Linked DNA regions of Homo sapiens: region 2 is linked to region 1. Evidence: chromatin loops called from intact Hi-C (ENCODE). Cell type or tissue: prostate gland. All regions are shown on one strand. Links, peaks and the distances in the headings refer to the core of each region. The heading gives the core; the rest is flanking DNA.

Evidence for each region. A loop is a pair of places that touch in the nucleus more often than their neighbours do. Peaks named below come from ENCODE experiments on the same cell type or tissue, not always from the same donor. Only the 100,000 strongest peaks of a DNase experiment are listed, where the experiment ranks them.
Region 2: a loop joins it to region 1, with 4 times the contacts of the local background. A loop is called at or near these places in 3 of 110 quality-filtered maps.

What each region holds. Positions count from the first base shown.
Region 1 is chr12:115,757,730-115,760,649 of GRCh38, reverse strand. The region is part of intron 1 of LOC105370003 (a long non-coding RNA gene); the gene reads left to right. Among named protein-coding and RNA genes, the nearest start is that of LINC02463, 130 kb to the left of the region's middle. In prostate gland, for the core only: no CTCF peak of the experiment used is centred there; DNase peaks (open chromatin) are centred at 219, 1,579 and 2,303; H3K4me3 peaks cover 1,772 bases; H3K27ac peaks cover 2,500 bases.
Region 2 is chr12:114,913,109-114,916,028 of GRCh38, reverse strand. No RefSeq gene overlaps it. Among named protein-coding and RNA genes, the nearest start is that of TBX3, 230 kb to the right of the region's middle. In prostate gland, for the core only: no CTCF peak of the experiment used is centred there; DNase peaks (open chromatin) are centred at 1,488 and 1,578; H3K27ac peaks cover 1,567 bases.

The DNA of each region.
Region 1 (2,920 bases), core at 215-2,714:
CTTTTCAAGTTTTGCCATCTTCTGAATACAACCAGATATTTTCTTAATTAATGTGATATTTTCTTAAAAAACATGTTTCTTGGTAGAACCAGATGCATTAAATGATAAGGCTATTTTATGAAGCCACTGCTAGAGGACCTTCCTGGTTTTGTCCATGGGAACCTGAGGCTCACTATGCCTTGTCCCTGGCCACATACCAAATTAGGGTTAGTCCAGGATGCCAGTTTTCCTCTGCGCAGGCGGAAAATTGGCAATGAGTCCCTTGGTTAATTTTCCCCGTGTTTGTAGAGAAGAATTGGAAAACAGGATTTGGGATCCGTGAATCTGGTTTCAAAATCTGGCTGTTTTTTCTTGGTTGGTAAGTGGTTCAGCTCTCTGGGCCTCGGTTTCCTTACCTGTAAAATGGGGATCATAGTACCTACCTCATTGTGTGATCACAGGATTAAATAAGATAATGTATTCAGAGTGCTTACTTAGCATAATACCTGGCACATAATAAATACTTGCTACATCATGATTATAAGACCATATTATTATTTTTTTGCAATGTAGTTTATAAATATATATTACATACAATATATACAATATATTATTCTATTTTGTATTAACTATCTCTCACTGCTTTTTTCTCTGCACATCATATTCCTCTACTATGCTATTCCACTAGAAGTAAAGGCCTAATATAAAGTGAACTGAACCCAGGATTCCCTTTTTAACTCAGCCTGCAGATTTTCAATGCGGCAAGGTATTGCTGGAGGCATGTGGCGAGGTGCCTCAGGAAGCCCTCAGACTTGTGCCTGTGTGCGGCTGAGAAATTGACTTTTTCCCCCCAGTCAAATTATTAATTAGTTGCCTTATTGACTAATTTCTAAGCACTCAGTCAAATTGAGTAACCAATCTAATTTGGACGGGAGAGCAGAGAAAAGCTTTAGTTCATCCATTTTTCAATTGGGTGCATTTCATTGTCTGGAAAAGAGACTTGAAATAAGGTACCTCAAATCCTTGTTCAAGCATGGAAATTCCGGGGACTGTAATTATCGAACTGTCTTATCTTCATGTCTTCCACTACTTGATAAAATAGGGCAAAAATTCCCTTCCAGTTTAAAGATGGGAAGAGTTTGAAAGGCTAATACCTCTACTAAGGTTAAATATTCAATATTGAAGGCCCACTCTGTGTTAGATACTTTTGTTATTAGTAATCGTTATTAGGCACTGTTACAGAATTCTTACGTATTCAAACCAAACTGGGCATCAGGAATGGAAAGAAGTGGGCTGCCATTTTTTTTAATCTCTGTATTTTTATGTAGCTCTTTGCTTTTAAGGATTCCCAAATCTTTGAAAACAACATCTCTAGCATCTTCGAAGACAGAAGGCAGTGAATATCGGTGCTGTTTAAAGGTAGGGATATTAAGGCCCAGAAAGTCTGAGCTGTTTTCTGAAAAGTGACAAACAGTTCCCCAAGTCTTTGCATTGGCAGGGATCTTAAAACAGCCTTTGAGAGGGAAACAAAGACAAAACATCAGGGTTTGTAGACCTGACTGCAGGGCAGGCACTTTCTCTTTCCTTTTTGGGTAATACCGATGGGCAGTTTAGCTTCGTGGACGAGAACGAAACAGTCCCCTATATTCCCTCATAGGAGTGGGGCCAAGGAGGGTGGCCCAAACCCCAGCCCCTTCTCTGAAAATCCTCTTAGGGGAAAACCAAAACAAACACAGCATAGTTTGGCTTTTCATGTGGGGGGAATTGCCTGGCACCACCCCTCCATCCAAAACATGCTTTTGATTTGGTTTTATTGGCTACTGAAAAGAATCATTTAATAGTCAAGAGCCAGGCAGTGACAAAGGGTTCAGGTAAATTAGTTTCAGTTCTTACGTGGACTGTCCTTCTTCTTTGGAATTTGAGCTTTAGAAAATAAAAGCCTCCCCTACCACTTATTCGCTTTACCCCTCCTTACCCTTAAGCCTTTTAAAAAGGATTTTTCTTCCCCTTTCTAAATCTCTTCAAAAAAGAGTTTCTTTTCTTTCATACAGAGGGGTTGGGGAATTACATTTGTCAAAATATCCTAACATCAGTGCGTGAAGAAAATTCAATGAAATCCAAATTAAGTGCATTAAAAAAAAAGTGTTTTTTTTCTTTTTGGCCTGGACCCTTAAAATATGCAGAAATACACCAAAAGAGAGCTTCAAAGCCCATTTTAATAACTAACTACATACCTGCTGAAAGCATTTACTCACAGCTCCCGCTTTCGCTCCAGTCCCAGATGCTTAAAATGCAGTTAAAGTTTAAGCTTTTAGTATTAACAATCACTCACACAGAAGCGGCATCCATAAAATCTACAAGCCCAGTCTGCCATTACTTCATTGTAATTAACAATCTAGTAGTAAAGTAATGATCTCGAAATCTACAAATGGTATGGCACTAGAGGTTTAAATATTTGACAATGTGTTGGGTCCTATAATTTGATTCTGGAACTGAGACTTTCCTGAAGGGAAGACTCCCTAACAGTTAATGTATTTCTAGGCATAGACCAAAAGAAATCCATTGACAATTCTGGGTCCCCTTCTATCCCAGTTCTCCAGCTTTTCATTCCATCTGTGTTTTCTCTTACTTTCTCTGTATCCCCAGTTTCTCTCAGCTCAAACACCCTGCTATTCTGTGATTCTTCTCTCTCGTCCAATACCCTTCCCATTGAAAAAGAAATTCAGCTTATCCAGAGATAGCATCAGCCATTGGGATTAAAATGCAGTATATACGTTTCAGGTGATGTGCTGGAAAGATCAGCAAAGATATAAAATATCCAAGGGAAAACAAAAGAAAAAAAATGGCAGGCAGTCTAACACCGGCTAATAGTTAAATAACAATTTGATGTTTAGACATAAGAGGCTGAAGTTAGGAAACTTGAGGTTCACCCATACATTCT
Region 2 (2,920 bases), core at 305-2,804, 840 kb after region 1:
CCCTGAACTTCAGATTCTTCATGTGTAAAATAGAATATTAATACCTTCTGTGGAGGGTTATGAAGCATCACCCACAAGCTTCCATTATGGACCCTGAAGTGAGATGACCAGTAGATATGGAACCTGGCCCTCTCCTCCTACTTGCCAGCTGGGAAATTTGAGGGAAGACACTTCAAATCTCCGTGGCTCAGTTTTGTCCCCCTCAGTGTGGATCTGTAGTGGATGTTATGGGGCTAGGCCCATACTCTCCCTACACCATGCCCATGCAGGCCGATTCAATGGCTTCTGACTGTAACCGTGAGTACCTACGATTCTTTGCCTGAGGGATTTATTTGGCCTGCATGTGGGACCTGCTAGAAATTGACTCCTGGAGGAGCCCTGCACTGTGATTGACTGGAGTTGGGGCCTGATCACCCCAACTTCCTTGCCATTTGGTGAGACAGCCCTGGGGTGCATCCTTCCTACAGATTCCCACAGGGACCACATCCGAGTTGCCCACAGTAGGGATGCTGGTGACATGGGGTGAGGGCTGAGACTTGATGAACTTCTTTCCTTTCCCATCTTACCTCTCCACTTCCTTGCACATGCTTCTTGAGATCTCCTCTCAAATTCTCCACTTAGACTCAAATCCTGTCTCAGGGTCGGCTCCTGGAGGACCCTGATCTCAGCACTGCCTCACAGAGTTACCGTTAGGATGAAATAAACAAATAGATAGAAAATTCTTAGAGGAGTGTCTGTTAGATGGCAGGATGGAGATAAATGATTAGTCTGATCATTGTGAGGATTTAAATAATCTGGGAGCCAGGCTCGGTGGCTCATACTTGTAATCCCAACACCTTGGGAGGCCTAGGCAAGAGGATTGTTTGAACACAGGGGTTCGTGACCTGCCTGGGCAACGTAGCAAGACCTCGTCTTATAAATAAATTTTTAAAAATAAAAAATAATAATAATCTGGCATGTGCCACATATAAAGCACCTTAGCCTAGTGCTGGGCACAGAGTAAGGGCTCCAACCATGACTGTGTCATTTTGCAGATGTGGAAACTGAGGTTCAGAGGCCTGAAGCAACTGTCCTGAGGTTGCTTTCCATAGTGGTGGAGTTCCGATGTAAACCTAGATTGATCCTGCTCCTTACAACCTCCTCAGAGGGAGAAAAGGGGAGCAAAATCGTGGCTATTAGGACAAAGTGTTAACATCGACCCCCGAGCCTCCCTTTCCTTGGTTAGCTGAGAATCCGGGAGCTTGAACAAAAGCAGCTTCGGAGCCTCAAGCCCTGCAGATACAAGGCATGTAGAAACAAAGCCGTGTCTCTAAGTCCTGGCTGGTGACCCATCCCCCGAAGCTATCCATCATCTTGAACAGGGATTTTATGCACCCTGTACGCCAATCACCTCTTCAATTACCTCTCAGGAGGAGGGAGAAGCCCAGTGGTATCTGATGTCCCATTTGATTTAGGGTAAGTCACACTTAAGAGGGCATCTGAGGTTAAAGAACACAGAATTCTGGGCCTGTTTATAAATCAACAGGCTTGAGGTTTTCATTATTCACCTTCTAGATCATGGAGCGATATGACTCACTGGATCATAAAAGAGATCAAATAGCTTTGTTGCTAATAATTCTTTCCCTGACCCACTCTCTGGCACATTTGGTTTGTAAACAGAGTTTTAATGGCATCCCTTGGACATAATAACGTAATTTCTTTATAGCACCTTGGCCGCCTTGCCACTCTCGGCTGTAATCAGATTTAGGTTTAAGCCTCCCTCATTTGTGGGAGCTAATGTTGTTTGGTGTTTTAAGAACTACTTAGGGCTGGGGATATTGCCCTTTGAAAGGATTGAACCAGCTCCTTTCAGAACACAGCACTCTGATGAGTCTGGCCTAGAAGCCATGGATAGTGTTCCTGGGACCCAGAACTCTGAGATCCCTGACTCTGGCCCCCATCCAGGTTCCCCAGGGAAAACCCTTCCTATGCAAGTCCTCAGTGACCTCAAAGGTTGTCTCTAAAATTGTCAGGAATGTCGAATCAGCTCTTGAAGTCACCTATCATTGTATGGGTGAGACAGGATTGTTCATTAATTCACCATTACATACAAAGATGCTCCAGGTTTGAAGGTAGTAAGGGGGTGGCTTGGTGATGACAAAATAGTGTGAGAAACAAGAAAAAAAAATGTTGAGGGGTCATTAAAAGGATGGAAAATATCCTTCAGGACAAGCTTTCCCAAACGTCAGTCATTTCTATACCACTCTACAATGTGAGCCAACTCTGAGCACCCTCTTATTATTATATATGTATTTTGGGGGGTTTAAATGGACTTACTCTATATACATTTAAATGTTTGCCATAAATAGGAAGTAACCATAAAAAGAGATGTGGGTCCACATCTCTAATCCAGAACCCCCAGGGCCAGATGGGTTTCAGAATTCAGAACTTCATAGACTTTAGAAAGGCAACATGGTCATATACCCCCAGGACTGCACCCCTTATTAGATACATTCATAGTTTTGCAGCATCACCTATACACATTCACATTAAGATCGTTTTTTTATTCATGATGAAGATCATCTTTATAGGAAAATGAAAGACGTTTTTAAAATTTTTTTACATTGTAATTGTACATATTTATACATTACAATTTGATGTTTTAACATACCTATAGGTTGCATAATTATCAAATCACCTCATGCATTTATCATTCCTTTGTGGCGAGAATACTCAAAAACTTCTCTTCTGGCTAGTTCACAATATACAATGCCTGACTCCTAACCATAGTCACCCCACTGTGCAACAGAGTGACAGGACTTGTTTCTCCTCTCTTATTGCAATTTTGTACCCATTGACCAATATCTCCCATCTTCCCCTATTCCTGCTGCCCCTTCCTAGTCTCTGGTATCCACTGTTCTACTCTCTACTTCTATGACAT